Linked DNA regions of Homo sapiens: region 2 is linked to region 1. A link is an interaction called in ENCODE POLR2A ChIA-PET data of the cell type or tissue named here. Cell type or tissue: PC-3. All regions are shown on one strand. Each heading gives the region's core, and the rest is flanking DNA. Links, peaks and the distances in the headings are about the cores only.

What was found. ChIA-PET counts read pairs that join two places held together with the same protein. Peaks named below come from ENCODE experiments on the same cell type or tissue, not always from the same donor. Only the 100,000 strongest peaks of a DNase experiment are listed, where the experiment ranks them.
Region 2: POLR2A ChIA-PET joins it to region 1 with 5 read pairs; 1 of 35 experiments calls an interaction of 5 or more read pairs at or near these places.

What each region holds. Positions count from the first base shown.
Region 1 is chr4:97,998,278-98,003,673 of GRCh38, reverse strand. All of the region lies in intron 5 of STPG2 (sperm tail PG-rich repeat containing 2), which reads left to right. Among named protein-coding and RNA genes, the nearest start is that of STPG2, 140 kb to the left of the region's middle. In PC-3, for the core only: no CTCF peak of the experiment used is centred there; a DNase peak (open chromatin) is centred at 2,543; H3K4me3 peaks cover 559 bases; H3K27ac peaks cover 2,174 bases.
Region 2 is chr4:98,091,401-98,096,796 of GRCh38, reverse strand. All of the region lies in intron 5 of STPG2 (sperm tail PG-rich repeat containing 2), which reads left to right. Among named protein-coding and RNA genes, the nearest start is that of STPG2, 49 kb to the left of the region's middle. In PC-3, for the core only: a CTCF peak has its summit at 3,762 (motif pointing right); a DNase peak (open chromatin) is centred at 2,466; H3K27ac peaks cover 446 bases.

The sequences.
Region 1 (5,396 bases), core at 324-5,323:
CCAGAAAACACACGATCATATGAGCTTTTGAAATGAAATATAAATCTAATGCCAGTAAGAAGATTATGATTTCATGTAGTCTTTTTAAGTGGCATATATTATTATCCTGAGTGGCCTGAACTCATTACCTCCAAGCCAAAATATTGTGCTTTTAATGTTGAGAATAGTTTCTCAGGATTTTTTAAAACAATCAAACTCTAATACAAATAGCTTGAGTCTGGAATTTGGACTTTTTCCCAGCTCAATGTGTTTTTTTCGTCTTTGGAGAAAAAAAAAACTGATGATGTATTATTTAGCTAATTTGTAAGCCAATTCCAAATGTTCCAACAGAGCATGAGCAACTAATTTCCAGGACTGAAAACCACTTAAGAGTGGATTAGAAATGTAGTCAGTGTTGTCTTCCAAGTTGAAACACCCAACCTTCCAGCTTCTGCCTGTAAAATATTACAACTTTTCATCTGTTAGAGTGCTGACAGTAGTCTTTGAGCCAGCACTCCATAATTTCTGGGCCATTTATGTTTAATATGAATATCCAGACTTATCAGACAGCCATTAAACTGTTGGCACTATTTGTAGTGATCAATGATTGTGAATTCAGAATTTTCTAATTAAGTAGAAGCTAGCAAGAGAAATGAACTGCAAATATAACCTAAATTATAAATTAAGCTGCCCACCATTGAGTTGCATATAGCTGCCTTGGTGAAAGACTGCAAACAATATTATCCTTCTCATTGAAATAAAACTTATTTTTATGCTAATTTAAAAATGTATGGCTGGTTTTTATTACCAAAATTAAGAAACATTTTTTAAAAAGTACTTAAATTGATGATCTTCATGTGCACTAATTACCCATTAATGAGTGTGCACTTTAAAAAACTTTAAAAAACGCTGTTATTAAAGACATAAGCAAAGAATTTCCTTCATCTTCAGTGTTAATTGCCTTGTTGTTTGTCTTAATGTTCTTAGGTAATTACAAGTAGTCTCAATTTAGGGAATGAGAATTTCTCCATCATTTTCTTGACCCTACATCCATATGAAATCCATATTGACATTCCAGCACACAGAGTCAGAGAAAGTTCTTATTCTGGTACTTTTATTACTTGATGACCTCATCTTCATTTTAATAAGATGAATAAGATGACCTTATTCATCTGCTTGAGGGGTCTATACATCTGGCCAGCTGAGCTACTTTCCTACTTCTTTTTCTGATTGCCATTGCCCATCCTCCGTATACTTCTTTGAGCAGAAGATATGGGAAATTCTAATTTATTATGTTCACTAACTTGTGAATATAATAGGAAGTTAGGTATTATGTTTTATAACAATGAGAATTGCAAAGACAAAATCAGTCTTTTTACGCTATCAGGTATTATTTGATGTCACTCAGTATTCTTATTACCACATAATAATTTACTTAAATAAATATGAGTAATTGGGCCCTTTTCCTATACAGCACTTCAGAGATTTCTTCAGACCAATGCAATCCTAGTTTCAGAGCTATTAGTGTGTGTAAAGATCATGAAACCCTGCTACTACTTATAAACATGGACATTATAATTTCATCATGATAATACTATAACTAGGCTTAGAAAATGCCAACTCATTGATCAAACCTCTTTTAGACTTTGATTTCACTAGATCTGGAGTTATGTATATGGAGTAATATATATTTTTTTGTCAGCCCTTATGTCATCCACGTAGAAGAATATTTTTAAATATACTTATACTCTAAGATATTAAAGAGCTAAGTGGGGAATCTGGTGGCTTATGGGCTGAATTTAATCCACAGGTGTATTTTTATAGTTATTTCATAGTTGCTAAAAATTGAGTTAGTTGCCAATGTTTGTAACTTGTGAAATTTCACATACAAATCCAGACTTCCAGTTTGACTTAAAAGTGAACAAAAGAATTTAATAATAGCCAGTTGGGGCTGATTAAATGCTGCTCCTGAGGATAAGCATGAGTGATTTCCTGTACGCCGTTTTCCATTTAGCACTTATTTGCCTGCCTTGTCCTAGCAGGCATTTGAATTCTCTGTCTTTGCAAGTGTAATAATAATTAATCTTATATGGGTACTTTAGCTTCATTTGAGATTTATAACCCTTAACATTATTTCATTTGGATGTGTTTAATTGTCTGTGTATTATTCATTAAGTGATAATGTTTCTTTTCCTTTTAAAAAGAGGAATTTGGACTTGTAAAGAGCAGGAAGACTATACTGACATTAAGGAACTCTGTGGAAGTTCACGTTGCATTGCATAGTAATAAATGTTAATGAACTCCGAACATTTACATAGCACCATTTTACCAAAATAGACATTATAAATCTTGACTGCTACTAGATAGTGTACCACATAGGGTATAGTAATTACAGGAAACCTATACAAGCTATTTGTATAGATTTCCTCTTGGTGAAAAAATTTTGAGTACAAAAGCCTTATATAATTCTTGATTATTGTGGTGAGATTTTCAGGATGGCCACATTTACTCATATTTACTTTACTTCAGAACTTGGGAGTGTAGCTTCAGATTTACGATATTAAATTTTTGACTCAGCTGAATTACTAATACCAGTGGTGACACAAATTGTTACTCAGCAGATGTAATACGGAATCAAAGTGGCTTTTCATCAGTTTTACTCAATTTCATGTTTGGTTAAAACTGCATAAGACAACCATCAACTCCAAAGCAATACTAATATACAGTAAAACCTAGCAGCTTACATTTAAATTCTGCCTTTCTTGATTTACTTGCCTAAATTTATATGGAAAAGCTACTTTTGGTTTCCATTTCTGTTACTGAACATATAGTCAGCTAACTAGTATATGATTTATCCTGCAAAACATGCCCTGTCACCAATTAAATTTTTCTCATTTGAATGGCATATACCCTAAGTGCTGCATCTGAGACCCAGTGACACTTGCAATGGTATTATTGATTAATACAAAGTTAATTTTCAAATTATTTATTTTTACTTAGAGTTTTCCTTACCATGTTTATGTGATTTTGTTTAAATTTAATCAGTTTAAAAGGAACCACATAGAGCATGTTTGTTTACTGAGAACAGAAACAAAGAATGCATTATACTTTCTAAATTAACCAAAATTTACGTTGCAATTATGCAAACAATTGTAATAGATATATGTTCTTTTCTACAGTTTCAAGTCAAATTTATATATTTCTGTATTCAATCAATCATGAGGTTAGATCACTTAAAGAGTTAACTGTATTTAGCACATACTTTTAAAATATAGTCCATTTAAAATAAAAGAACTATTTTCTTTTGTTAAGAAGATAGTGTCAAGTATAATCATATAGCAAAAATTAGGTTGATAGAAGTAGCCTGAAAATATTGTAAGTTTCAAACTTTCATTTTAAGTTGCTTATAAGTTTGTTTTTCCTTATTATAAGATGACATAACAGAAAGAGGATGCTGAATATTATCTTGTTTTTAGGAATTAAAATTGATATATTTTCATTAGCTCTGGAAAATGGAATAGTTATCAGTCTGATGAAAATATTCAATCTAGATGTTAGCTGGAAAATATAGTAAATGATATCAAGATTATATTAGAGTAGAGTCTAAAGAGTAGAATGATCCACAGGTTCATATGGGCCATTATAAAGAGATTAGTGATATTAACAATATAGTATTAAAATGGATATAATACTGAGAACCACATAAATATTACATAATATTATTAGCCGTTTTCACTTTTTTCTCCACAGAAATTCTCTGGACACCACATTTAATTTCATGGCCTCAGATGCCATGTATATACAATAATCACTTCCAAATATACAGATCACTTCCAATGTGTATTTACAGCCCTGACCTCTCCACTGAGCTCCAGACCTCCATGAATTATTGTCTATATGACACCTGCCCCTTGGTTTACAGGAACTACAAAACTAACATTTCAAAATTAAATTAGTTTTTCTCCCAACCTTGCCCTGGTTTCTTTTTTGTTTTTTGAGACAGAGTCTCACTCCGTCACTTAGGCTGGAGAGTAGTGGCATGATCTCAGCTCACTGCCACCTCTGCCTCCTGGGTTCAAGCGATTCTCATGCCTCAGCCTCCCGAGTAACTGGAATTACAAGCCCATGCCACCACGGCTAATTTTTGTATTTTTAGTAGAGATGGGGTTTTGCCATGTTGGCTAGGCTGGTCTCCAATTCCTGACCTCAAATGATCTGCCCACCTCGGCCTCCCAAACTGCTGGGATTACAGGCATGAGCCACTGCGCCTGGCCTTGCCCTGGTTTCTCTTTTCTCTATCTGATAATTGCTTACATTCATTAGCCAGGAGTGTGTCATAGTCACCTCTATGTGAAAGATGGCTAGGAAAAGGGAAGTTGGTAACTAGGATTGTGCTAGAAACCAATACTATCTGTCCCAACCACTTGCAAGCTATGTTGTTTTTGAAATAATTTCTTTGTGGCACAGTTTTTAAAAATCTGTGAATTGAAATGTGCCTGGCAAATACTATGTTCTTGGTAAATATTGTTTCAGTTATTTGTTTCTGCATAGCCAGTCACTCCAAAATGTAGTGCCTTAAAACAAATTGTTATTTTCCATGATTGCCCCAATAATGTCAGACAGGGTTCGATTACTAAAGCAAAATGACAATGCTTAAATCTATAGTTTATTACAGAAAAAAAAATACAAATAGAAAGAGCATTAAAGTTAAGAATATTCTTTATAGTCAAAGACCGTAGGGTTTCAGAGAGGCCAGCGTGAACTTTTTCTCCCCTCTCTAAGGCCATAACAGGACATGCTTTCTGTCTTGGATCAGGAACCACTGACATGTGCATGGAACACCACAGAATCAGGGAGCACAAAATGGAGTCTTGCCAGGGTTTTTTACACTCTGCTGGACATTTAGGTATATTATTACCTAACTAGCACCAACAGTAGAGCCCTCCATGGGTCTCACTGACACCAGGTACAAATAATCACTTTCACTGTTATTGATTAGCAGTGCTCACAAGCTGATGCAAACCACTCCAAAACTCATAGGACCCATACTTACAAAACAATAATATTAATTAGTAGTTTCGTATTTTGACCAGGGATCAGTGCCTTTTAGGTACTTTAGCAAAATGGCTCATGCTGATTCCAAACTTACTGGAGTTAACCTTCTCAGTAGAATGCTTCTCTGGGTTCACTGGGCTTAGGTAGTTTTTCTGATGCATGTAGTATTTCTAGTCCATGTCGTATCAGCTGGGGTGACTCATTTGGCTGCATTCATTTGGTGCTGGGGCTGGAATATCCAAGATATTTACATGTATGACACCTCAGAGGGGTTGGCTGTAATAACTGGGAGTTGGCTGGGCCTCATTTTTTGTCTAGGTAGTTAGACTACTTGTAAGGACGCTCTGGGCTCTGAGAGTGCA
Region 2 (5,396 bases), core at 212-5,211, 93 kb before region 1:
GCATGATCTTTGAATTTTCTTTTTTACCTCTGATTTTATTTATTTGGATCTTCTCTTTTTCATAGTTAGTCTGGCTAAAGGTTTGTCAATTTGTTTATCTTTTCAAAAAACCATTTTTTGTTTCATTAATCTTTTGTATAGTTTTCTTCATTTCAAATTCATTTATTTCTACTCTGATCTTTATTATTTCTTTTCTTTTACTAATTTTGGGTTTGGTTTGCTCTTGCCATTTTAGTTCTTGAAGATGCATCATTAGGTTCTTTATCTGAAATTTTTCTACTTTTTGGTGTAGGGGCTTATTGCTATAAACTTTCCTCTTCTTAATGCTTTTGCTGTATCTCATAGGTTTTGGTATATTTCCATTATCATTTGTTTCAAGATTTTTTTTTTTCTTTTTTTGAGACAGGGTTTCACTCCTGTTACCCAGGCTGGAATGTAGTGGCATAATCATGGCTCACTGCAGCCTTGACTTCCTGGGCTCAGGTGATCCTCCTACCTCAGCTTCCTGAGTAGCTGGGACTACAGGTATATGCTGCCATGCCTGGCTAATTGTTTTTGTGTTTTTGTAGAGACGAAGTCTCCCCATGTTGCCCAGGCTGGTCTTAAACTTCTGGGTTCAAGCAATCCTCCTGCCTTGGCCTCCCAAAGTGCTGGGATTACAGGTGTGAGCCACCATGCTCAGCCCATTTCAAGATATTTTTAAACTTTCTTCTTAATTTCTTCATTGACTCACTGATCATTAAGGAGCATATTGCTTAATTTCCATGTGTTTGTATAGTTTCCAAAATTTCTCTTGTTATTTATTTCCAGTTTTATTCCATTGTTGTCAGAGAAAATACTTGATATGATTTCATTTTTTTGAATTTTCAAAGACTTTTTGTGGACTAACATATAGTCTATTCTTGAGAATGATCTATAGGCTGAGGAGAAGAGTGTGTATTCTGCATTGAGTGAAATGTTCTGTAAATATCTCTAGGTCCACTTGTTCTATAGTGCAGATTAAGTTTGATGTTTCTTTGTTGATTTTCTCTTTGGGAGATCTGTCTGGTGCTGAAAGTGGGGTGTTGAAGTCTCCAGCTGTTATTGTATTGGTGTATATCTTTTCTTTAGCTCTTATAATATTTGCTTTATATATCTGTGTTCTCCCATGTTGGGCACATTTGTATTTATAATCATTTTATCTTCTTGCTAAATTGACCACTTTGTCATTATATAATGACCTTCTTTGTCTCTTCTTACAGTTTTTGTTTTGGAATCCATGTTGACTGATGTAAGTATAGCTACTCTTGCTCTTTTTTGGCTTCCATTGGCATGGTGTGTCTTTTTCCATCCTTTTACTTTCAGTCTCTGTGCATCTTTATAGAAGTGTGTTTCTTGTCGGCAGCATAACACTGGGTCTTTGAAAACATCTGTTCAGCTGCTCTATGTCTTTTAATTGGAGAGTTTAGTCCATTTACATTCAATGTTATTATTGATAAGTAAGGACTGACGTCTGCCATTTTGTTATTTGTTTTCTGGTTGTTTTGTGGTCTTCTCTTCCTTTTTTCATGCCTTCCTGTCTTCCTTTTCGTGGAAGTGATTTTCTTTGGTGGAATGCTTTAATATTTTGCTTATATGTTGTATGTTTTTTGATTTGAGGCTACCATGAGGCTTCCAAATACTATCTTGTAACCCATTATTTTAAACTGTTGTAATTCTAATTATATAAGCAAATAACATGCAGAAATAAACTAATAAAAGCACTACACTTTAATTCTCTGTTTTTTTAACTTTTTGTTGTTTTTCCTTATGTCCTATTGTACTACCTAGGTCTTGTAGTTGTTATTTTTTATTGGTTCATCATTTGGTCTTTATACTTAGTCAAGTATAAGCTTATTTTAACAAGCATAAACAACTATATACTTTGTTAAGTATAACACTGTAATTTCGTGTTTGGGAATTTACCTGATGTTCTATTATACTGTGGCTAAGCTAGCACTCAAACTATAATATGAAGTCCTTCTTGACCTACACTCCCCTTTCCACAGGCAGAGGAGCCTCTCCCTGTGTCCACTACCACCACTGATCCATGGGGGTTTGAGGTGGAGGGGTTGTGCTAGGCCACTGCCAATGTTCACTTAAAGCCCAAGGGCTCTTCTGTCAGTTTGTGATGAATGCTGCCTGGCCTGGGACACACCCTTCAGGTCAGTGGGCTCCCCTCTGACCCAGGGCAGGTCCAGAAATGCTGTCCAAGAGCCTAGGCCTGGACTCGGGGACCCCAAAAGCCTGCTTGTTGCTCTACTCCACTGGTCGAGTTGGTGCGAGACAAAGTCCCCTTTACTCTGCTTTTTAAAAACAGAATGAGTCTTTCACTGTAGCCACCACAGCTGGGAATGTGCTGGGTTGTCACTGAAGCCAGCACATTTCAGAACCCAAGGCACAAGGCAAACTCCCTAGTTATCACTGCTGATTATTCAGGGCCCAAGGGCTCTTTAGTCAGCAGGTAATGAATCATGCCTTTGCTTCAAGGCAGCAGGTTTCCTTTTGGCCCAGGGTGTGTCTAGAAATATCATTCAGGAGCTAGGGCCTGGAATGGAGGCTTCACAACTCTGCTCAATACTCTATCCAAAGTCCTCTTTACTCTTCACTCTCTTTAAGCAGAAGGAAGGAGTCACTTTCATTGCTATAAGCTGCACTGCCTGGGATTGTGGGAGGCACGGCACAAGCTCTCCTTTAGCTGCACCAGCTGGTATCTCCCTAGGTCCTGTGCTATCCTAGCTTCCTGGCTCTAAACCCAGTCTACTACTATGAATTGCCTAGAAATTGCAGTCCTTCTGTCCTAGACTGTCTTTCAAGTTTACTTAGGACCCCAGAGCACTTCACTCCGTGTAACAAGACTTCCTGAGAAACTCTAGTTCCAACCACTGGGATGGGTGATTCCCCTCTGGCTAGGGCTAGTCCAAATGCTCCTTCTATGCATGGGTGCTGGCTGAGCTCAGCATGGCTTTATTCTCCACTCTGACAGGGCAGCACCAAGTTCAATGTAAAGTCCCCCAATTGCTGTGCTTTGCCTCTCCAAAATGTACTGATTCTGTCTCTGTGCTGCATGGCTACAGTTGGGGGATGGGGAAGGAGTGACATCGATGATTCAAGACTATATCCCCTGCCTTCCTCAATGCCTCTTTTAGCGTTATGAAGTCAAAACCATGTACTGTGATTGCCACCTGGGTTTTGGTATTTGTGACGGTGCTTTTCTTCATGTAGATAGTTGTTAAAATTTTGTGTTCCAGCAGGAGAGATGAATGGTGTAGGCTTCTATTCCATCATCTTTATCCCCCTCCTATAGTATCTTTGGATTTAAGCATTTTCTGATATTGCAACAAAATGTGTAATAATATGAATATAATATTTTAATCAATGTGAGTTTTTTAAATCATAACTGTCCTTGAATTTACTTAATTTGTACATGTAGTATTGTTTTAATATATCTTTTGAATATTTATGACATTATAATTTACTGAGAATTCCTGTTAAAAAACACAAATATTAACTTTTATGCAACCTGAATAGTTCACTAAGGAATGTCTTGCCTTTGGCAATGAAAAATTTTTTAGTATCTTTCTTAATATTAACAAAGTCTTTAAGATAAATCTTTACTATGCAAAAACATTTGGTAATTGTTTCTATTGAAGTTCTTTAATTTGGTAATACAAAATATATGAAGTTGCTGTGTTAGCTTTGTATTAGGTCAAATAACTGAGTACAGTTTCACTAGGTGGCGCCAATACTTTGGCTCTTTATTGACATAACACCTTATTTATTCATTCATTTCTCAAATTCATTAAAACAAATGCCTAAAAATTATGTGGCAAGATACGAAAATTTGCCTTGAAGTTCATTTGAGCAAATCCTAAACTGGAAATTTTAGTTCTTTTGGCAGTTCTGCCAAATGAAAATACCTTGGAACTATTTAAAAATATTATTTAGATTCTAGCTGCAAACTAAGTTATTTCTATTCATCTATATAAATTTATCAAAATTATTAGACTTTTAAAAGTTATATTAAAAGATGTTATTTATAGACTAGGTTATTCTCTTGATTAGTATAAAATTTTAGGTTACATAAAATAATTTACTAATATAGATCTTAAATAGAAAGTTTTAGTTTCAAATAAGTAAAATTATGCTAAACAGGTTAATAATAAGGACATGAAAGGGAGAAATAATTTAAAACTTTCTGTGTTTTTTTCTTTAATGGGTGGATTATTCCATTAATTTCAATGTAAACATTTTTACTTTCTTCCTTATCATTGTTAGTCTTTAATATTTATTAAATTATCTGGTTACTTGGCTTTATAACAGGCACTTGGCAATTTATTACTGTTAGTAATATGTGGTAGTGGCCTTGGTTTTGAGGGTGAACAGAGACTTAAGAAGACTTGCACATAATTAAACACGCTTTTCCCCCCAAACCTAAATTAGTTGTTCATGTTACAGTTACTGTATCTCAAATTCTGATTGCTCACTTTTCCCATTTTCTAAGGAAAGTTTTTCAATTTTTAAATTATGGATTTTAAAGAAGTGAAAAAAGTGTCAATAAAGATGGAAGGGTTGAATTATTAAAAGATAAATGGACAAAATTATATGTGAGAGAAGGAGTGAGGAAGAGATTGAAAATATTTAGTTATTGCTTAAACAATAATTCAGTATCTTTTGGGAGAGCACCTTATCTCTTCAAGTCTTATTGTAAAATAGTTTGTACTGCACTGAGTGAGTTTTATATACCAAAGTCATACTCATTCATGGTAAAATTTTAAGATGTGTATAAAATAAATAAAACCTTTTGTATTTATTTATGGTTTAGTGGTAAAGAATTCAGACTTTGGAATCACACTGCATTCAATTTCTTGCTCCATCACATACTAGGTGTGTGATATTTTGCTATTCTAAGCCTCAATATTCTTCCTTTTAAGTCTCTAAAATATGAATAATAATACTCTACAAAAAGGTTATTGTGAGAATCCAATGATATCTGAATATATATGTATATACACACAATGCTTAACACAGTGTCTGACATTTGTTAATATTCAGTAAATGATAGTTATTATTACTCAATGAACAATTAATTGAACACCTATTATATGCTGTGGATAGAAAGATGATGAATAGGGCAAAGCTTCTTGAATCAAGGAGTTCACATTCCTCAATGGAAGATACAAATATCTAAACAATTATACAATGAGATCCAAATAAAGTCAATGAGGCTTAAAAGGAGAAATGCGTTGATTTTGCTTGGGGAATGATAGAAATCAAGAAAGGATTCTAAAGTGTGTTAGAGTTATATTTTGAAGGACAAGTAGCTATTTGTCAGACGGAGTACAACATTCCAGGCAATGAGGATTTGTAAAGCCACG